Regions from separate parts of the Mus musculus genome. Here all the other regions are linked to region 4. A link is a loop called in an ENCODE intact Hi-C map of the cell type or tissue named here. Cell type or tissue: gastrocnemius. All regions are shown on one strand. Links, peaks and the distances in the headings refer to the core of each region. The heading gives the core; the rest is flanking DNA. Region 1 overlaps Auh (AU RNA binding protein/enoyl-coenzyme A hydratase). Region 2 overlaps Auh (AU RNA binding protein/enoyl-coenzyme A hydratase). Region 3 has its middle 11 kb from the start of Gm33315. Region 4 holds the start of Nfil3 (nuclear factor, interleukin 3, regulated). Region 5 holds the start of Auh (AU RNA binding protein/enoyl-coenzyme A hydratase).

The links. Peaks named below come from ENCODE experiments on the same cell type or tissue, not always from the same donor. Only the 100,000 strongest peaks of a DNase experiment are listed, where the experiment ranks them.
Region 1: it touches region 4 in a loop (5-fold over the local background); 10 of 42 quality-filtered maps call a loop at or near these places.
Region 2: a loop joins it to region 4, with 4 times the contacts of the local background. A loop is called at or near these places in 5 of 42 quality-filtered maps.
Region 3: it touches region 4 in a loop (2.9-fold over the local background); 14 of 42 quality-filtered maps call a loop at or near these places.
Region 5: a loop joins it to region 4, with 5 times the contacts of the local background. A loop is called at or near these places in 18 of 42 quality-filtered maps.

What each region holds. Positions count from the first base shown.
Region 1 is chr13:52,878,145-52,882,560 of GRCm38, forward strand. The region is part of intron 6 of Auh (AU RNA binding protein/enoyl-coenzyme A hydratase); the gene reads right to left. Among named protein-coding and RNA genes, the nearest start is that of Auh, 49 kb to the right of the region's middle. In gastrocnemius, for the core only: no CTCF peak of the experiment used is centred there; a DNase peak (open chromatin) is centred at 2,401; H3K4me3 peaks cover 1,922 bases; H3K27ac peaks cover 4,000 bases.
Region 2 is chr13:52,891,131-52,895,546 of GRCm38, forward strand. All of the region lies in intron 4 of Auh (AU RNA binding protein/enoyl-coenzyme A hydratase), which reads right to left. Among named protein-coding and RNA genes, the nearest start is that of Auh, 36 kb to the right of the region's middle. In gastrocnemius, for the core only: no CTCF peak of the experiment used is centred there; a DNase peak (open chromatin) is centred at 1,847; H3K4me3 peaks cover 695 bases; H3K27ac peaks cover 2,089 bases.
Region 3 is chr13:52,815,819-52,820,234 of GRCm38, forward strand. No RefSeq gene overlaps it. Among named protein-coding and RNA genes, the nearest start is that of Gm33315, 11 kb to the right of the region's middle. In gastrocnemius, for the core only: no CTCF peak of the experiment used is centred there; DNase peaks (open chromatin) are centred at 2,327 and 3,191; H3K4me3 peaks cover 555 bases; H3K27ac peaks cover 2,820 bases.
Region 4 is chr13:52,978,250-52,982,665 of GRCm38, forward strand. Nfil3 (nuclear factor, interleukin 3, regulated) reads right to left here and starts at 2,790. Exons shown (of 2, transcript NM_017373.3): 1 at 2,612-2,790. In gastrocnemius, for the core only: a CTCF peak has its summit at 2,390; DNase peaks (open chromatin) are centred at 237, 482, 1,769, 2,166 and 4 more places; H3K4me3 peaks cover 4,000 bases; H3K27ac peaks cover 3,872 bases.
Region 5 is chr13:52,927,592-52,932,007 of GRCm38, forward strand. It overlaps Auh (AU RNA binding protein/enoyl-coenzyme A hydratase), which reads right to left and starts at 2,086. Exons shown (of 10, transcript NM_016709.2): 1 at 1,864-2,086. The coding sequence starts at 2,050. In gastrocnemius, for the core only: a CTCF peak has its summit at 1,931; DNase peaks (open chromatin) are centred at 1,846, 2,084 and 3,165; H3K4me3 peaks cover 2,364 bases; H3K27ac peaks cover 2,534 bases.

The DNA of each region.
Region 1 (4,416 bases), core at 255-4,254, 100 kb before region 4:
TTGGTGAGCAAACATCAGACTTGGAGATCTGGGGACATCTCGGATTTCAGTTTTTCCGAGTAATCCATATACAAACACTCCACAATCGGAAAACTGGATCTGAAACACTTCCAACTCCCACCATTTTGGATAAGAGATAATCATCTGATATGCTTCATCTTTCATTTATTTTCTGAAACTCTTTTACATTTCAGTGTGTTTTAACTGTGTTCAAAATGTAAAAGACCCAGACCTAAGGTATCAAGTGGCAGGAGCCTTAGCAGCTGAAGGCCCACAGTGGTCAATCCTAAGTCCTGCCTGCTCTCTCCTATGACAAGGTTAGACAAACATGGCCTCCTCCTCCAAGAGACCAGAGTAGTTCCCACTTATCCCAGCCCTGGGGATGGAGGGTGTGGCTTTCTGGGCTCAGGACTTCTCTTTAGAGCAGGTTGTTAGTGGGGAAAACAACGAGTCCCATAGTTTTAGCCCCAGCCCAGACCATGCCCCTCTTCTCCGCATTTATTTAAGAGATCATCTAGATATTCAGTAACCGTTTTTAACCAAATATCCAAATAATATCCAAGACAGGACTCTTGACTGCAGTTCCACGTCTCAGGAGAAGGCAGTTGCTCTTTCCAAAACCCCACGTATCTCTCCTGATTATGTTCCCAGCCAACCTGCTAGGAGATTTTTCTAGACTCGTCTTTAAACACACCCCGGATCTGAATGCAGCCCTGTCCAGGCCATGCCACAGCCAACCATGCCACAGGCGCTGGCTTCCTGCTTCTAGACTCGGCTAACTGCTGTGTGTCTTCAGTGCACTGATGAGAAACCTATTAAACTGCTGACCTGCCTTCCCCGGGGTCTCCTTCTCACTGGGATAAAGACCGAAGTCACTGTGCTGTGAGCAATCCCTGCACAATGTATCCTCCCTCTAGTGCATCCTGCTGTGGCTGCAAGCACTCTCCCACCTCCACCCTTGGGCCTGGGTGCTGTCTGCGGCTACACAGTCTTCCCTGGTCTTTTAAGCCTTAAGCCTATGGGACCTTGTTTAGTGAGGGACTCTGGCCTCCTGGTTGCAAAGCCCCATCCCCCTCAGACCCTGTCCCTTATTTTTTCTACAGTATTTTCTACTTTGAGGGACAGGCCCCTGCTCTGCTCCTGGGCTGCGAAAGAAGTTCTGTGGCGACTCTGTAGCTTGTTCCTTCACAGCTATAGCCACCTCCTACAAGATCACAGGCAGGACCTGAGAGCTATGTTAGTGAGTTGAATAAATATGCCCCTGACTCAGAACAGGAGTAGGATGAGGCGGAGGGAGACCAGAGAGCAGCAGGCCTTGCCAACTGGAACCGACTGACTTTCCTCAGGAAGCCTCGTGCGTGCGGCCTACACTGTTTGTGCTACACTCAGAACTGACTGCCAGTCCTAGATTCCTTTGTCTCTGGTTGGTTGCAAGTTTGGTAGTTAGACGTGTGGGCGCATGTGGACTCTCTCCTACCTGATCTCAGAAGGGGCACTCCAAGGCAAGAAGAGAGTCCTACAGAGGTGCTTCCTCCACAGCAGCCCTGAGCGCAGCAAGGAGGTCAGGGGACAGCTCCCCCCAACACACACACACACACACACACACACACACACACACACACACACACACTCCCAGCCCCAGGACAGACTGAACTGAGGAAGTGACCCTGGAGGGCATTTCAGGATTCGTACAGAAAGCTCTCTGCTAGAATACTCAGAGAAGCACCTCCATGCATCCATCCCACTAGCACAGACCTGCAAGGCTGTCTGCCCACTCTGCGTTGCTAAGCCTCTCAGGTCTCACTCTGCTGCGACAGGGCTCTCCTTCCTGGATGACCTTACCCGCTGGCTTGGGCACAGGCGGACCTCTTGCTATTTCTGAGAACCCAGCTCACCCTCCCAGGGTAGCGGTGACTCAGGGCTGAGGCTCGGATTCTGATGTAAATTCTAAGAGAGCTGCAACAAAGGATATAAACGGAGCTTCCCAACTCTGGGCTGTGTTAGCGACAAAACACACTGACAGGATTTAAATGTCAGTCATTACCTCAGAGACATGCCTTAGCACGGAGCTCCTGGAGAATGTGCCAAGTACACGTACCCAGAGGCCACAGCGCTCATCCTGAACAGTGGAAAGAACAGAACTGGGGGGGAGCAGGCGGTGGGGGGGGGGGGTGGCTCCTTTTCTCACTCTGAGTTCTACCATATAGCCTCACCTGTCAGTCTGCAAAGAGGATGCCAAGTTAGTTGCCACTTTAACCAGATTAACAACCCAAGCTAGCCAAACACTGTCACAGGATGGATGGAGCATTAAATGCGACACATCTCCTTTCAGGGCCTGCAGCCAGACTTTTCAACCCCAGCTGAAGCATGCAGGAATGCTAACTGAAGCCAGTGTGTGAACAGCCCGCTGTGGCAGCTCACCCTGCGGCCCCAGCACTGGGAAGGCAGGGAGTCTGAGGCTAGCACAGGCTACACAGTAAGCTCTGGGCCAGCGAAATACTAGAGACCTTTTGTAGGTCTCTGGCACTGGTGATAAGGCTATTAATAAGACATGGAGCCTTTAAAAGCTGGCAAGGGAGCAGGCCTCAGTGGCGTCATGGGGAGGAGGGGAGAGAACAAAGGGGGGGGCTGAAGTGATGGAAATGTTAAGGAGGCTTTATTCAATCACACCACATGTATACAGACGTCAAAGCACCCACATGATAACTTAGTCACACATGTATGCAGACGTCAAAGCACCCACATTACAGGACATAAATATGTGCAGATTTGAGGTAAAGTGGCAATTTCACCACAGACAAGGCAAGTTTTGCATCAACTTCACAGAAGCGCCAGGCAGTGAGGGCACACACATTATTCACAGCACTCAGGACACAGAGGCAGGCGGATCTCTGAGTTGGAGGCCAGTCTGGTCTACAGGGCAAGTTTCAGGACAGCCAGGTCTACACAGAGAAACCCTGTCTCAAGAAAAAAAAAAGCAAGCAAACAAAACAAACAAACAAAAACAAGATAAAGTCATTTGGGAAGAGAGAACCTCAATGGAGAAAATGCCCACAGCAGATTAGCCTGTGGACAGTTTCTTGACTGACTCATTTTCTTCATTGCCATGAGAGGACCCAGTCCAGGGTGAATGGGGCAGGTGGTCCTTAGAGCTACAGGGAAGCAAGCCATGCAAGCCATGAGAGCAAGCCAGGTAAGCAGCATCCTTCTGAGGTCTGTGCTCCAGTTCCTGCCTCCTGGCTTCCCTACAACAGACTTAAAAACTTCAAGGTGGGACCCCTTCCTCCCAGGTTGCTTTTGGACACAGTTTTTATCACAGCAATACAAACCCTGACTAAGACCCTGTTAAAGGACAAAAAAAAAAAAAAATGTACCGTCGTCAATAATCAGACATCCAGATGCCTTAGGAATTCGCCCGGCATCTCCGTGCAGATGTTCTAACCAAAGCTGCCCAATCTCAACTTCCTCAAGGGTAAACATGATGCACACTCAACTAGAGATCCTATACGGTGACTGTCGGGCACTGCCAAGGTCATCAAGAAAGGAAAGACCCTGCTCCTCCAAACACAACTGTGCAAGTGAGAATTCTGGACCAGATCCTGGACCAGAAAGGGCATTTGTTAGGAAGATGGCAGCACAAGAACATCTGGGAGTGTTGTTCATGCTGTAGGAAAGTGTCAGTAGTCAGCCGTGCAGGTATCCTGTCACCTGCAGGCTGGAAGGAAGGAGAGAGAGCCTGATCTCTCAGGGGAACAGAGACAGGCAGCTCACCCCCTTTCCAACGTCAGGAAGGGCTCGGGTGGGTACCTGACAGTGTACCTGGACTGCATCAGAGTCAACCAGACAGTAGTCAGGTAGAGGGTCAACTTATATTAGCATACATCCACATTCCTTTGTACCGTCCATTGAACTATGTACTTACAATGGTAATTTTAACACTAAACGATATTCTAATAAACTACACTTGAGAACTCTAAAATAAATTACATGATAGGAGTGGGTCATTAGGAATATTGTGGTCTCTCAAAAACATTTTACAGTTGAGCTTTTTATTCATTTATCAAATGTGTCAGAAGTAATCGCACTGCTATTCAGGTTCAGCCTCAAACTCAAAGAGAACCAAATGGTAGTGTGACAGGCCATGTCCCAAATGCTGCTGAGGTCACACTGAAGGACAAGCCTGAAGAAACCGCAGCGAGGGCGGAAACTAAGTCTCTTGGCTCCACCCAAGGTACCGAAATCCACACGGGGAAGCTCTGTGTCACCTGGACAAACCTCCAAGTGCTGGTTAATACGGAAGCGTGGGTCTGCGGGAACGGAGGGGGGATGGCGTCTCCCCACTACGAGACACAGCCTCCAAAGCGTTGACAAGGGAAATGGGGCATTGACCCCTCCCACAGACCCCCCGCCCCCCAC
Region 2 (4,416 bases), core at 111-4,110, 87 kb before region 4:
TGGGAACTCGGTAACTTTCAGGAGCTTCGTAGACTTTACAAGAGGCCAAGAAATGAGCCTGTGCTGTTATGTATGAAATAGCCAGCCTCACTTCTACGCCCTGGCTTGCAGAAAACACTCTCTTTCATAAAATTTCTAGGAAGGGGTCATCTTTTTTTTTTTTTTATGACAAACTGACAATGAAATCTGTCCTATTAATATTTGTAAACTGTTCACTAGTGAATACTTTTAAAAATGTTTAGTGTGTGTGTGTATAGGGGGAGGGGGTGTATGGTCACAAGAGTGTAGTTGCCTGCAGAGGCCAGAGGTGTCTAAGCTCCCTGTAGCAGGAGTTATGGGTGATATGGTGCTGGCACTGATCTGAGGCTAAGGCAGACATCTGCACAGCCAGACCGTCACACACAAAACCAGACAAGTGAAATGTGTTGTCAGTTAGTGAGTATAACCCCCAACCACCAATGAAAGAAATGGGTAAGAAACAGGCTGACTGGATTAGCAAGGTACAATGACTGACCAGGAGTCTGGCTTGGGGGCAGGAGCAGAGACATTGACCTCAGACACAGAATCTGGTACAAACAGTAGTAACCTTTTCCAGTGATGATCAAACATTGTGGCATCATCAAAAAGTATTTTTTAAAAATCTGACGTTTAAGTTTTGAGGAATTAATGTTTCCAAAGGGAATACAACAAGTTTAACATTGTAACTTCTGAGAAACATAGAGCACAGTATGGCAACCAAACAGGGCAAGGGGAGAGTAACTGTGCCCACACTGTGCCTGGGACTTCCAAACAGTAACAGAAACCAGCATGGCAGAAAGCTGGCTATAGTGTTTCCTACTGAAAAAATTATTTAATTAGAACAGCTTAATCTAGTCAATATTTTACAATACTATAAATTCTAAAGCCATATGCCCTTGGAAAGGCAGACTATCGGTACAGAGGCCTGAGAGAACAGCCAGAGGGCAGCTGCAAATGCCTACAAAGGTCTTGAGGCAGGAAATGAAATGCCAGGGCCACGGCTACAGCGAGAAACCGTGACTCAGTGTGTTACGCAACAGTGGGATCAGATACTATTTTGAGTTTCATTCCAGGAAGTGAGCCAGGTATGACAAGGAAGATAATAATCCTTTTGAAATGCTCCTAAAAATATAATTAAAGCAATAATTAAAGAGTGGAGCTATTTTGAGAAGAAAAGGCACGGTGGGTGATGGACCTCAGAGCCCATAGCACACCCAGGCCCGGCGAGGCTGGAGTCAGCACTGTACTGGACGTGTTGTGCCTACTCTCTGCTCCTCAGGCAGAGGCTAATTGTAAGCCTCGAGAAAGGCCGACAATCTGATTGTGAGGAGGAGGCTGGTGCTGGTTATGTGACTTTCACCCTAGGTTCTGCTTAGAGGCCTGCATCCTGTGTCAGCCAGATGACTCGGTGGGTAAAGGTGCTTGCAGCCAGCGCTGAGTATCTAAGCTTCACTCTTGGGACCCACGTGGTGGAAGCAGAGAATTAACACCGTGACCCTCACACAAATGAAAAATAAACTGTAATTTTAAACAATTAAAAAAAAATCTAGTACTGTGCTACAAAACAGCAAAGTCATTAATTTAACAGAAAGGTCCATATATGTTATGATGAAAAATCTGAATATAAAAATCAAGAATAGAAATGAAATCGTTATTAACAAAATCACAATAAATCCCTAGTTATCTCTAGGTCCAGTTAGAATTGCACTTTTGACTAAGATGCTTTCTCCCTTTTCTCTAACTTCTGAAGAAACCACAAGAACAGAACACAGTGGTCCCTGAGCAAAGCTGGCAGGCTGGGTAGGCTCTGCTGGAGGCTGGCCCAGGACTGCCACACAGGGTGCTGCTGGATGCCAGCAGGCATGCCACAGAGAAACACCACCACCCTCAAGGGAGAGATGCCAGATCCAAGACTGAAAGTCTCAACCACCTTAGTCAAACCCCTATGACAACTAAATGCTAACACCAGGTTAAAATTCAAATAAAGTGAGGCAGCTTGGAAGGCTCTGGTGCTCCTCATGGAGGGGAATACTGTTAACAGCCACCTCCTGAGGGCCAGTTCTACCTCTACACACCTGCACACAGGACCCAACCCACACACCTGTACACAGGACCCATTCCCATACACCTGTACACAGGACCCATCCCACACAGCTGTACACAGGACCCATCCCACACAGCTGTACACAGGACCCATCCCACACAGCTGTACACAGGACCCATCCCACACAGCTGTACACAGGACCCATCCCACACAGCTGTACACAGGACCCATCCCACACAGCTGTACACAGGACCCATCCCACACAGCTGTACACAGGACCCATCCCACACACCTGTACACAGGACCCATCCCCACACACCTGTACACAGGACCCATCCCACACACCTGTACACAGGACCCATCCCACACACCTGTACACAGGACCCATCCTAGTTTCCAGGCTGTACTGGGACATAAAATAAGAGATTGCATTGATGTTTACCCTCGGAAGATGGAGGGGAAACTACCTGCTGACAAAATAAGCCAGAGGACATTCAGAGAGGGCTAATGCCACTGCAGGGTAGAATGTAAAGACCAGGCAGGCACAGGGGGGGGTGGGGGGGGTGTCCTGGCCACAGTGTGGGACAAGCCAGAAAAGTACTTTGTAATTATTTTCAGAGAGTTAACGCAGACAGCTGGAGAGACGTCTCGGCAGTTACGAGCACATACAGCTCTTGCACGGAGCCTCACACTGGGCAGCTCACAACTGCCTGGAAAGCCAGCTCTAGGGGACCCGGCACCCTCTTCTGGACTCAGAAGGGTATCTACACTGACACACTCACACTCACACTCACACTCACACACACACACACACACACAGCACTGCAGCCAAGCCCCAAGGAAAACCTTAACGAGGCAGCAGGGGCAAAGCGACGAGCCCCATGTGTACACAAGTGCCTTGTGTAAGAGTCAAAGGCAGTATAACAGAGCAATGACCACACAGGGAAAGATGGCAGCTGCCGAGAAACTGCCAGCGCCTACAAAAAACACAGCATCCGGGGTTCCTTATGAAATCAGAAGTATAGAAAGACCAATGAGAATGGAAGGGACTTTCCTTTTTTTTTTTTTTTTTTTTTTTTTTTTGGTGTTGATGAACTCTAGAATGGTACTCTGGAATGGCAGAAGTTGGCAGTTTAAACTCAGGCTTTAAAAGCAGAGTGGCCAGTGGTGGTGGCGCACACCTTTAATCCCAGCACTTGGGAGGCAGAGGCAGGTGGATCTCTGAGTTCGAGGCCAGCCTGGACTACAGAGTGAGTTCCAGGAGAGCCTAGGGCTACACAGAGAAACCCTGTCTCTAAAGAAAGGAAGCAAGCAAGCAAGCAAGCAAGCAGAGTGCTCCTGACCAAGTGTCACGCTGTGCACAGCAGACTCACAGGACAGACAGCAGTGAGAGGAGAGCTTCAGAAAGAAGCTAGCTATATAACTCCTAAAAGCTCGCCCGCCCTTCCCACGACTCTTCCTCGGCACTCAGACACAGGCAGAAGACACAGTGAGCATACAGCACACAGTCTGCAAACTCAGAACTATTCTTGGGCCGGGCGGGTTGACGGATGCCTTTAATCCCAACACTTGGGAGGCAGAGGCAGGCAGATTTCTGAGTTCGAGGCCAGCCTGGTCTACAGAGTGAGTTCCAGGACAGCCAGGGCTACACAGAGAAACCCTGCCTCAAAAAAAAAAAAAAACAAAAAAAACCCAAAAAAACCAAAAGAAAACAAAACTATTCTTCACTGAGTAGCTCTCAGCACAATGTGGTGAAAGCAAAAGCCAAATTATCAGGAGGCAACAAGTTCGCACGGAAACACAGGAGCACTTGGCTTCTGCCTGCATGGCAACATCGCTGTGGCACTAACCGGCCGAGGTTTTGAATAAAGAGGGACAAAAGTCAGACACCTACATGGTGGGGTAGATCTGAACGGCAACAAGAATGGCAGCTACTCTGCTGCACCAGTACAGGAGACGGAGCTCCTGTAGGCTGCACCAGTGAGAGAGACAGCAGCCGTGTTCTTAACACCGTATGGTGATAGGATGAACCTAACGGCTAAGTGTATAAATAATAGCACTTAAAACTCAGTCACGTTCCTCCTTCCTTCTGATGTCATACCAGAGATGCTGACCCTCGTAACAGAGACCAAGATGTAGGACAGTGCTACGCTCTACAGAGGTATCTGTGAGAGGAGTCTTTCCAAGTAACCTCTCTGATCGTTCATCCACAAAATGCAAAGCCACACAATGGGTTTACTTACACTGACTTACTCAGGGTGTCCGCGCATGCGCATGCACGTGAGGAGGGTGTCTATGTGGAGGTCAGAGGACAACCTGCCAGAGTCGATTCTCTTGTTCCACCATGTGGATGT
Region 3 (4,416 bases), core at 186-4,185, 160 kb before region 4:
ACAGTGTTCCTAGTAACCCACCACCTCCTACCTGACCTCACCTCTTAAAGAGAGCCCCAGCTCTTAATGCCCACACCCTGGGGACAAAGCTTTCTGTGTATGAACTCTTAGGAGTCATTCAAACCACCGAAAGCAGCAGATCTAACCCAGAGCCATCCATCCACAGGCATCCCAGAATAGCCGTGAAGGCAGCCCACTGATGCACTGCAGATGGCAAGGTCCTGTCACAATATTACAAACCGTAACTGTGTGTGCTACTTTTTTTCCTCTCTTCACGACCACACTGTTTCTTAAGAGACACATTCCTGAAGTAGGTAACCTACTTCATCTCCTGTCCCAGGCACAGGTTGGTGAGCTGGTTGGCCCCATGGGAACTGAGTGGTCCATGGGTAAACCCACTTCAGCCTTTTCAGGGTCAAAGGTCATCCCAGCATCCTTGGTCTGACCACTGCATCTTTTCGGGTATTATATCCTTATTCCTTAATATTTTTTCCCCTAAAGAAAGCACACGTGGGGTCTAGCTCTGTTGATGTGTCCTTTTATAGACCGCTCTAAAATATCTAAGAGCCTTAGCTTTTGTGATGTGCTTTAGGTCTGAAGTCACAAGTATGGACAGGGGGTAGGTGCTGACATCCTTAGGGTCTGGAAGAGCCCAGAGCACACTGTAGGATTTTAGGAACTTGGAAGCTTTTCCTGGTAGTTCCCGAGCTCCGTACTGGAAAAGGCGTGAGTCTGGAAGCAGCCTATGGGTTCCGTCTCCACTCAGCCTTGGGAAAGCGCTCGTGGTAAAGACTACCCACCTCCCTCATCAACACAGTTCACAAACAGCTTCGGGTCAAGTGATCCAGCAGCTAACAGGAGACCTCCAGAATGCTAGACCGTTTCCCATGGAAGTGAAGAGCAAAAGCCACCATGGATCCCACCGAGGCTTGACAGTCACTGAGGGCACCTGCCAGATGCAGCCCCCACTGCCACAGGGGTTCTGGGTGACTCTGTCAGTGCAACTGGTCGCTGATGACAGATGTCCAGGTTGAGGGACTCCCCTGAGACACGGGCCCTTTGGAGACCCATCCAGTCATGGATCTCTCTGCTTCCTTTGTGTCCTCAGAGATGTCATTCTGCCCAGGCCAGGAGTGTGTGCACCTATGCGTGCAGCACACATGGCCACTTCCTTTAATTTGATAGAACATGGGGGTGGGGCAGGGGTTAGAACAGGGGAAAAAAATCAAAGTCACATGAAAACAGAATCTGATGTCCTATAGGAGAGCATTCTGCTTTGAGAACGTCACTGGCCGGGGCTTCTCTATGCACATAGAGTCCAGTGCATTCCCTGGGTTCAGGTGCATGCTACAGGACTCAGCTTAGGCACCTACAAGCCACTCAACTCCCTTCCAGTTTAAGAAAGCCTGGGCCACCCTCTTTCACTTGAAGGCACAGAGCTAACTAAGAGGCAGGGGAGCTTGGGATGGTCACAGTTTAGCCTTCAAAGGGGACCAAATCTGGGCACTAGGTGTGCCTAGTCCCCACTCGGGAGAGCCACTCCTGAGTCCCATATTCGAGAGGCCCGTCTCCAAGAAGAGGAGGTCACGGCTCAGCTTTTCCTTCTTACAGCCCCTTCAGCATGCTGAGATCATGTCACAGAGAACCCTGTTCACACACTAGGCCGAGGACCCCTGCCCTCCGTTCCTGTCACACATCATCCTGACTGCTGCAAAATCTGCAACAAGTTGAGATGTCTCTCGGTGTTGCTGGAGAACGGGCTTTACCATGTCTGTAGGTATAGAAATCATTGCGTGCGAGCTCCTTGCATGTGCAGCCTGTGCGGAGCCTCCTGGAGGCCGTAACTCATATTCGGATGGCCTGTAGTACTTCAGAGGGTATGAATGCTGAGCAAACAGATGCTCTATTCTATCTAAGGAAGACGTGATGGGCCAAGTCTACAGTGTTGCTATAGGTAGAACCATTTTCAACCCAAGACTGATTGGTTCCTGGAATCTGAAGAGCGGGATGGTACCACCTTTCGGAGAAAGCTGAGCACTTTGGCATCCCCTCCAAATCCAGCATGTTGCCCCATGGCAACTCAATGTATTGAACTCACTCGCCTAGGGCCCCACCCACTCGGCTGAGGTCGCCTCTCGCTTCGGTGTGCCCAGCATCTCCAAATCTAGCTTCTTGCTCAACATGATGCTCTGTGAAGATGCTCCAGGCTCTGTCAACCTCTCCTTGCCCAAGGACCCTAAGGTTGGGCTGTCCTGGGCTAGCAGAGTTCAGGTTCCAGAACTCACAGAACACCTGAGTAAAGGAGGCTGGATGCTTGCCCACACTCCCATGGTCCAGATGCTCAGCCAGCTCACTCGCAGTGGCGAGCAGTTGCTCCTTGGTATTTGGCAAGGCTGGGCTTCACAACTGAGTATCTCCAGAACAGATGGTAATTTGTTGACACCCAACGACGTAAGGGGACTCAATTACAGTCCCACTAAAAAAAGCTTTCTCTAAAATAAGAAAGTACACAGATTCCTCAACTTGTGGAAATCGCTGACAGCTTTGTTCCCTGCCCCCTCCCCCGCCCCTTCCAGGAGTAAAAAAGAAGCTGACAGCTTATTCTTGCAGGCTCTGCTCATTCAAGTCTATTTTAAGATAATTTTCCTAAGTCAGTACACCAGAATAGCATTCGATGTGAAAAATCACCATCTGTTTGGAACACAGGGCAGGGTCTCAAAGGGTCTGCGCTAGCAACCCTTGACCTTCGCAAGGTTTCAGTCCCTTGGGATAAGAACAATTTTGTGTTTGGGGGGCTCCAAAGTTAGTGCTGAAGGAATTACATTAAAACATGGCATTGAAAATTGCCATTAACTATCAATGTATGCTATTTATAAACTGAAACACACACACACAGACACACACACAGACAAGCAAGCAAGAAAATGCCCTTGGCCTTTTAAAAAGCTGTCCAAACAATCCCTTGTATTTAAATAGTTTTCTTGTAAAAAGGCCATCCAACCTTATCTGGGTTGTTCAGATAAAAATTAACCTATGGAAAGGAAAGCCTACTCAGAAAGCTATAAAAAGGCTCTTGCTCCACTCTATTTTTCCGGTGACCGGGGCCCCTCCCTCCCTCTCTGGCCCCTGTGGTGACTCATGCTCTTCTCTGGAAAGGCAGCAGGGCCTGAAACACAGCAGGAGGGCAGCAATCTGACATATGGGTAACATTAGAAGAATCAGACTGTCCCCCTGAGAGGTGGGGCTCTTCAGGCTGGGGGCAGGTAGCATGCGGGTGAGAGGGCATGGTAGGGGGTGGGACATCTCAGTGCCTGGCAGGCCTGCCCATCTGGCCACAGGTCTAGGTCATTTTTAGCTTCCACTAAACTTACCTCTGTCCACCTCTTGAAAAACCTGCATCTATGATGCCGTGTTTCTCCTCCAGGTTAGAAAGCTAACACACACAAGACTGTATATATACTAAATTGCTGCTGCTGCTGGGCATTTAAGACTTTACAGCCCAGATAATAAACCCATCCCTGCGAGTGGCTCCTTAGGCAACAAGGACATGACACTGGTGTCTCGAAACCCTGGAGTTTGCCACCACCAGGCAATCACTGGCCTCCCGTGCCATCTCCAGAACCCCTCCTGTTAGTCATGTGATTACAAGATCCCTTGAGCAAGGAACCACCATGCTGGAGCCTCTAGTTGTTGTGTTGGCCCTGTTTTCCAAAACAGTTGTGAAGGGAAATTATGCACACTCTCAGTACACAATTCACACCTGTGTGGGCACACACGTGCCATACATTCCACACGCTCCAAACACACATATGCAAACATGTACACATCACATACACACACCACTCAAAACACACAACACATCACTTACACACACACACACCACTCACACGCACACATACATGAGCATGCACACACCCATCATTATCACATGTACACATTATATACACATAACACACACACATGCACACATCCATGAGCATGCACACACCCATCATATAACACACACATGCATGCACGCACCACACATGCATGCACCCTTCTTGGGGAAGCCAGGACAAGAGTCATTCTCAGGTGAAAGCCCAAGGGCTTTGGGGTCCTCTGTGGAGCTTGTCTTTGCCAAAAGCACATGACTTCTCGAGTGGGCTTTCGTTCCTGGAAGCAGCTTGATATTTGTCACTGGTCTTTCAGAGCAGCCAGTTCATAGGTCACTGTGGGTGCACATAGTCAGCCTCAGCTAAGGATATTTGCTGTCCTCACTCTCCAGCCAAACATTTCAGCTATGAGAAGCCAGAATGCAACTCTCTAGAGGGTGGTTCAAAAGTCAGTGTGTAACCCCATTACTAGCTGTCAGTGGGGCCAGGTCAACGTACCAGGCAGGTAGGAACCCTCGGTGTTCACTTGCTGTGAAGCTGAGAG
Region 4 (4,416 bases), core at 134-4,133:
CCCTTCTTTCTGTAGCCATTTAGATGTCCTGCTTTTTCACTCCGTGAATGGAGAAGAGATCTTGCCTCTGAAATTCAACGGAGACTCCAGAAACAAAGATATCTGTGGGGGTCGCGGCTAGCGGTGCTCCGGAGTAGAGTCAGCTTCTGGCTCGGTCTGCCTGAGGCTGCACTGTCCCGAGGCCCAAGGCCACCGGAGCCGGCGCCCAGGAGGCACGCCTGCTCTCCGCCTCAGGCCACCGGCTCCGGGCGAGCGCAGCTCACCGAACTCGGCCCTGCAAGCCTCCGCCCCGCTCGCGGCCGCGCCCCCACGCCGCGCCGCTCCCCAGGCCCGCCCCCCGCCGGGTGGGCGGCGCAGCGGGGCCTCGGCGCCGCGAGGACCCCCGCGCCAGAACAAAGGAATGCGGGAGGGGCCGGGGAGCCGCGCGGGCCACCGCGAGGCGCGTCCAGTTGCTGCCCAAGGGGAGCGTCTTGGGTCGAGGTCTCTGCCTGCCACTGCCAGGCGCGTGCCCGGTCTCCCGGACCAGCGAGGGGCGCAAGGACGCATGATGAAAGGTGGCGCTGCAAAGTCCCCCCAGGCCCCCCGCCTCTGAAGGCTTGGGTCTCCCAGCCCAGCACGCAAAGTGGGTCAGGGTCTGCTGCTGGGGGGCCTACTGCAACTGCAGCGTCTTGGAAAACGGCTAAAATAGGGATAATATGTTCCAGGAGTCATCATCTAGAATGTCTCCGCCCCCTAAAATAATATTGTAGTTCAATTATGTAAATGGTACGCTAAGAAAACTATATCTCACAGACACTATTAAATACGTATATTCACACATCATTACACTAAGTAAGAATCCGGGAAGAAATTTAATATCCGGATACTTACCATATTATTCTATCTCCAAGAATAAAACTAGGTTATACAAGGCAAAAATACAATCTACTAACCTATATATACTTCCCATAACTCATATCTGATCTGGGGGAAATTATGATGTGAAATAAATACTTTTGACCTCATTAGCCGTTGTTATTTACAAAAGCCAGAAAAGAAGGTGTCACTTGGCCATTCCCTGTTGCCCTCTGAACGCAGCAGTTCCTCCAAAGTGTCCTTTAAAATGATAAATGGGGCCCCCGCGTTCACCAGCAGTCTCTGGGTGCTGCGAAATGCCTTCCTAAAAATACAGTCTTATCAGAGGTCTTGGAAGGCGTGGAGTTAAAACTACAGCAAATGGCCTTGAGCTCGTATTTGCACACAGCCCTGGAGAAACCAGAAATAGCACTGAGGCCAGGATTGTTAAAATGTGATAGGGCTATATTTAGAAAGACGTACATTTCTTTTAGGGTAAAAGACACACATTTGGCAAGCATGAGCTATGTCAAGGCTTAGTCGGTCGTCACTTTCCGGCTTAAAATATCCTTTAAAAGAACCAACAAAACCCCTGTTGATGGTGACATTCTTCAACGCTGAGATTGCCCTACTTTCTTTGTGGCAAGATTATAAAATCACGTAATTAGCTCCCTTTCTATGCTCAACAGCCAGCAAATTCGGCAGTTACATAACCTCACATTTCCAGGAATCTAGTAATGATTTGTCTTGTGGTGTCTTAAAAAAAAAAAAAAAAAAGCCAATGACGATAAGGTGAGAAAAAAAAAAAAGAAAGAAAGAAAAAGAAAGGCTGATGAAACGCATCGCATTCCAGTTGGGAAAAGTGGGGAGGCAAACGTCACAATGGCTCGTCCGGGTTTTAAAAATAACACCTCGGAACATTTAAGGAGCCCCCCCTCCCCCGCGCGCATTAGTGTCCAAGACTAGGATTTCTTCTTTCTTAATAATGAACTCCATAGAATCGTTTTTTAAAATATGCGTATTTGGGACGATACAGAGGTACCAATAAGGATCTAATAGCCAACGCTGCGCTAAAATGACCAAATCATTGCACACAAATCACACGCGCACATTCTCACATCAGTTCGTCCTCGGTGCCCACGTTTCATCGCTGGCCCATTATGCAATGTAAGAAAGGACACATCCCTCCACCTTCCCGAGGGCTCGTAAAACACGGTGACGACAAACGGGTTGGAAAACGTCGGTGCCGACACAGCGCCTGACACAAACAAACGCCGCGCAGGCATCTCCGATTGCCGTCACCGTTGGTACTCCCAATCCTCCTAAGCAAATCAAGACTCAACCCTCCCCTTAGCTGGCCCGGATTGGGGACTAGCGCGGAGAGACCCCGGAGAGCAGGGCAAGTCGTCTGGCTGCTAAAAGGATCGGCCTCCACTCCGCCTCCACGGCGCGCTCTTCGCCACCGAAACATCAATTTTCCTGAAATCCGGAGACATTATGCAATAGCGGGGAGGAGGAGGGAGCGCGCGGCAGCCCGGGCTACGTGCGGGCGCCAGGGCGCTGCAATCAAAGCAGCTACCTTAAGGTGGCGAGTCCCCCCTCCTGCCAAGGCAGCAAAAGTTTATGTAATGCATGCCCCGCGCACACTCGCCGCCTCCCGCCAGCCCTGCGCCGCGCCCGCACGCATCCCGCGCCCTACGCCCGCCGGCCGCGCGCTCCAAGAGCGGGCACGGAGCAGAGCAGGGCCCCCGGGGCCGCCGGTGGGCGGAGCGCTTACCGTGGTTCTGCTCCCTGGTCCGTGAGGGGGAAAAGAAAGGGCGGCTGTAACCGGGCTGGCGGCGCCGGGGCGCGATTCAAGCTCCGCCGGGCCCTCAGCGGGCGGTGGCGAGGGCGCGGCGCGGGAGACGAGCGGGCGCGCCGGGTCCGCGGGCGCCGTGGCCGCGCCGAGAGATGTGTGTTAGTAGGTCAGTTCCGAGCGCCGCGCTACGTCGCCGCCCGCCAGCCCCGCCGTGACGGGCGGCGGCCGCCCCAATCGCCGCGCCCGCGCCCGCCCCCGGCCCGCCGCCACTGGCCGCGCCGACAGGGGCGGGCTCCCCACCGCCCCGCCCCGCCCCGCCCCGTCCTCTCCGCCGCGGCGCCACTGGCAGTCCGCGTCCTTCTCTGGCCGCGGCCGCAGCTGCTACCCGCTGTCCGTGGGGACCCAGGCCGAGCGCTATGTTGCGCAACGGGACGCACCGCGGAGCAACCCGAGGCACGCCTAAGAGGAGCCCAGGACCCTTTTGCCCATTGCCGGCCGCGCCCTCCGGGTCGCTGCGCTCGCTCCGTGGTGCCAGCACCTTTTTTTGTTTGTTTGTTTCCCGGAGAGCCACAGAGGGCCGGGCTACCTGTTGCCAATAGAACCCCGGGTGAGGGCTATGGGGACACGGGCGTGGCGGGGACCTTGGCCTCCTTGTGCCCACGGTCCCCTCTGAGACCGGGAAAGGGGCGCGGCAGCCGGGCTACTGAAATGTCCCGCTCCTCTCCCGGGCAGCGCCGCAACGGTAACACAAACAGCGCTCCCGACACAATTAGGGCGAAGACGACCCCTACAAAGTTGTTGCGTAACACGGTTGGGAAACCAAGCTAGACCCGGTTGGTCTGTGTCCCCGACCACGTGGAGAGGTGGCGGCTGTCTCCGAGGACCTGAGAGTCCGCGGCCTCGGTGTCCCCGGCTGGGAAACCTACCCGCTTTCGGTGCTCGGGCTAGAGCAAGCCACGGAGGGCATTCCCCAAGCATCTTGAACTGGTAGTTCTCCTCTCCTTTCGGTTCTCAGTGAACACGCCAGCCAGCCCCCACCCCACCCCCCTTTCCCCAATTCCTGGGATGTACAAAAGACATAAGGAAATGGGAGACAGAGCATCTGGTGGCATGTTCTTAAGTCAGTCATCGGGTTGGCTATTGTAAAGGAACGTGGCAAACACTCCCCGCGTTTACAGACACGTAAGATTATAGCCGGCCTTGGCAAAGGGAGCCATATTCCTGACAGTGACGCACGCGCTTGCCCAAATACGGAATGTGGCAGGTGGCAAGGTCCTTGAGCTCGGACTGTGGGACCTGGGCTCGAATGATTCCCTCACTCAACCCCCTCCTTTCTCATTTTTCAAAGAAAGCAAACCCCAAAATAAAGAGTGAGTGTGCGGGACCCCCACCCGGAACATCTCACCAAGTGGATCTCTTTCCATTTACTCAAGACACACAGTAGTAACTCCACAAATAATCTCCGAGGCACATCCAGTGGTGATTTAAATGCCATTCACCGTTGGACTTTTGGACGCCTTCACAGGGCAATAATGATGGAGTCTAGCTGGTAAAATACCCCTTAACCAATAAAGCCCCCATAGCACAGATACGCAATAGAGGATAAATCTCCTTTCACGGGTGCTGATCAGTTCAGGGAACACCCCCTCCCCCCTTTACACTTTGTTTGTTTGGATTTTTTTTTGTTTTTTGTTTTGTTTTTTTCCGAAGAACTAACTACCTTGATGTAAACGAATCTTGATTTGGTTAATCGGTTCCACTTTTCTCGAATTTACTGATGTCAT
Region 5 (4,416 bases), core at 235-4,234, 51 kb before region 4:
ACACACAGACGATCCTGCTGAGAAACTACACCTATCCGTCCTCAAACATCTGTAAAAGACCACAACTCCTGCTTCATAAGGCCTGATTCCACTCTTCAGATCTCCCTCAATGTTGTCTGTCTCTGGAGCCAAGGCTTGAACTCTCCTGAGTCCCTGCCATGCTGTTTGCTGTCTGTCTGTCTGTCTGTCTGTCTGTCCATGGCAAGCCACTAGTAACTAAACCAGTGACAATCTGATTCAGTGTCCCTGTACCACCCACCTTTCAGAGACTCCATCTGCAGTACCCTGGCTCCCGCATCTTCCTCTGCACTACTTATAAGTTGGCTCAGACATAAAAAGAAAGCAAAGCCTGCACCGTCACTTCTGCCAATCCTCAAAAGGATGCTGGGTCAGTCGTTAGGCCAGGATGTCCTAATTACTGATATCTGCCTTCAAGATAAACATTACAGTTTATCGAAATATTAAATAATCTTCCAAGGGCTGTATCTTCCCCTGCAGTCCAATCGCATCCCAACTTAAAGACTTCCAGGAAGTTCTGTGTGAATGTGCGTACAAACACACACGAACACCCACTAAAGCATATACATACAGCTAACAACGCTCCCAACCCCTTCATAAGTAACACACCCCCGGAGCATATAACATAACTGAAACGCCAGCAAAACTAAGCTTACCCAAAAAGACTGGCATCCAAGGCTTTAATGATTCCAGGCCTCTAAGGCCCCAGCTTAGCTTCCTACAACTCTGTCACACCATACTTGTCTTCTGTCATTTCCCAAATAAATATCTCCATCATTTTGACCATTCCGCTGTCTCAGAAGGCTTGAACGTGCAAGAAACAAAATGACTCCGCATACTTCTGAGCGCCCTGCAGAGGCTGCTCAACCCTCAATACACAGTATCCTTCCCATCTCCACAACCACCTCATGGAGTGCCTATCATTCTGCTTGATATATTCGATGGGTGGAGCACAGGGAACTTTGCGTCAGAACTGTCAGTCTCGTGTTGCCTACAGAATGCCTTGGAGTAGACACTGTGGTTCAGCCCTGTGATCCCAGCACTCTTAAATCTGGGGATCTTAACTTCCAGGGCAGCCTAGGTTATAACAGTGAGAGATAAACCCTGCAGGCATTTCGGGGTTCTCAACAAGCCTTGAAGCAAGCGTCATCTGACCTTCAATACACAGGAGAGCTTCTAAAAAGACAGCCATACTGACTTATTTTCCACTTCTTAACAGATTCCAGCATCCAATAAATGGATGTCAAAATGCATTCAGTGGTCCTCTCTTCCTTCTTGGGCAATACGTTCTTCCACCTTCTCAATCACTATAGTTAAGCCGACACTGCAACTAAAGGAAACTCAATATTCCTCTGCATCTTACCTTTTCATAGCTTTCCACCCTTTGCCATGCACTAATATATCTGTCTCCTCCCACTGTAATCAGCCCAAGGGCAAGATGAATAGCCTCATTATTTACCCCCCACGGAGCTCAGCAAGGCAAAAAATTTAAAAAGCGTTCAAAATTCTTTAAGTGAAGTGCAACAGCCCCCCAAAACTAACTCTCCGAGATAATATGTGCAAAAGAATGCTTCTAATTTAAGCTTCTCTCGAGTAATAAAAAGGCATCCCCGCTGCAGCTCCTACAACTCTCGCACTGACGCCTGGGGTAGCAGGGAGCTATTACACAGCAAGAAGCAACCCTGGCCCTGTACTACACGCTCCGCATTGACCTTGGCTGGAGAGACCCCAGGCGCGAGCATCATCACTGAGCAGGCTGAACCCGGAAGGCCACCGTACCCTCGGGGACGCAGTGACAGCCGGGGCAGACCTCCGCGGCCTCGCCCGCGCTTGCCTGCAGCTCACCTCGGTTCTCCTCCTCCAGGTGCCGCACGCGCAACTCATCCTCCGTCTTCACCTCCGAGCTGTAGCCCCTCCTCGGGGCGGTACCCCTAGCCCAGGCCGCGGGGCCGAGCCGCGCGCAGCACGCGGCCACCAGGCGGACGCCAACCGTTCTCAAGGCGCCCAGAGCGCCTGGAGCCGCCGCCGCCATGTTGTATGTTTACAGCGGGCGCCCGCGGCCAGGCTCCGCCCCCCGCTTGGAGCCGCGCACGCACACGACAGGCGTCGGTCGCTTTGGCCCCGCCCCTCGTTGTCTGGCCCCTCCCAGGCACTCTTTACCTCGGCCGCCCGGGTAGCATTAATGTTTTGCCAGCTCAGAGAAGGAGAGGCATCTTTAAAGTGTGGAAACGCTTAAATGAAGAGGACAAGAGGGTCTTGCCTCCATGCACTTGGTCCATAGTAGGCTTGTGACTGACCATCCCGGAAGGAAGGAAGATACTCGAAAGACAGACCCTTGTTCCCCTCCTCTGTGTATCATCAGATTGTTAAAATCCACAAGGTCTTTAACAGTGGGGACTCCCACCTGGCGGTGGTGGCACACACCTTTAGTCCCAGCACTTGGGAGGCAGAGGCCAGCCTGGTCTGACAGAGACAGAGAAACCCTGTCTCAAAAAGAAAAAAAAAAAAAAAAAAACAGTGGGGACTCCCTCCTCTCTTCCCTGAATCCCAGGTGAAGATGGGGAAGTTTAGGACCAGTCAGAGGAGGAACTTATCTTTAGACAGAAGCCTCACACAAGTTGAAGTAGAGAACCAAAATCATGCATAGCCAGGCCCAAGTTAATGTGTGGTCCCTTTCATCTTTGACCCAGCACTATCTGTGAGAAATTTAAGCTTTTCCTTCTCCACTGGGGGGGGGGGCGGGGGGGGGGTTGGGAGTGGAGGTTTTCCAGTTCCCTGAGGAGCGAGCCTTCCTAGTCTGAATCTAAAGGAAGAGATAGAATGTCTCCTTAGAGTATTCCCTGTCCTTCCAGACAAGCAAATTACACTCTGGCCATATAAATTCCGGTATAAGGACTAGAGAGATGGCTCAGTGGTAAAGAGCACTTGCTGCTCTTCCGGAGGACCCCCAAGTTCAATTCCCCACACCTGCATGGCAGCACAAAGTTGTCTGTAAATCAAGTTCCAGAGGATCTGGCACCCTCACGCAAACAAGCAGGCAGACCACTAAAGCCCAGAAAAAGAAATCACTATTTTAAAAAGAAAGAAAAAGAGATTCTGTATAATTACCTTCAACGTCCGAAGCACATGTCCCTTCGGTGTTCTGCCTGCTGGCTTTGGTCCAAACGGAAGAGAGCCAGTGGAATCCTGAGTGTCTGCTCGCTGGGGAGGTTGTTGCTCTTGAAAGTTACATTGTGTCTTTTTTTCTAATCGCAATGTTCCTTTCGCTAAGCGTTGAGATTGTTACTGTTACTGTTTCTCCAACTTAGTTTTGAAATTTCTAGGCAGAAAGGAGGTGTCGGGGTAAAAGGGAGGCCAACTAGTGGGAGAGATAGGGGTGGGGGGAGAAGGGAGGAGAAAGGAGCAAGAGGAAGAGGGAGTAGGGAGAGAGAGCACTTGATTAAGGATGAAAGCCAGCCAGCATGGTGGCTTCTAATTGGTGGGTTTAGAGCAAGCCCCTGGAGTCCGGCTATGGTGAGAGGGTCATCCCTGCATCCCTGCCTCCCTGCTTCCCTGCCTCCCTGCCTCCCTGCATCCCTGCCTCCCTGCATCCCTGCCTCCCTGCATCCCTGCATCCCTGCCTCTCTGCATCCCTGCCTCCCTGCCTCCCTGGCAGTCAACATAGGGTGTGACAATCAGTGAGGACAGTGCTTCAGGCTCTCCCAGTGAAGGCAAGACAGACATCCAAATTGAGCAAATTAAGAACCAGGGAGGCAGAGAACTGAAAACCAACTGCATCAGGGTGACTGGGGCCCACCTCAGCGGTAAGAGAGGTGAGTTCATGTCCAAGACAGATGCAGAGACAACATCAAATTATAAGACTTCATTGCACTGGGAAGGCTTTGGGTTTTCCCCAGTTTGTTTATTTGGCCAATTGGCTTTTTATATGAGGCCACCCAACACTGCCCAGGTTAGCCACCAACTAGAGATCCGAGGCCTCCCATATTTCTGACCAACCAACTCTGCACCAGCTCCCACCACCCTTTCCTCGGGGTCATTCTTTTCTCAGAGTACCTCACAGAAGTGATGTAAGCCTTTTATGTCCACGGCGGGCTCATTACAAAGAAAATCTCAAAGGGCACAAATGAACAGCCAGGCGAAGTGGCACACCACTTCAGGGTGTGGAGGTCCTCGGGCCTTCACACACATTGTGCACACTTAGACATTCACATACACATGCATGTGTGCACACTTGGACAGTCACACACACATATGCATGTGTGCACACTTAGACATTCATACATGCACACACAAATGAAAAAAATCTATTGTGAATTTGCATCCTTTCAAAGGCTGGCAGCAGCATCTCCTGCTCAGCCCAGGATCATGACAACCCAAGGGACACTGGGCAGAGTCCCA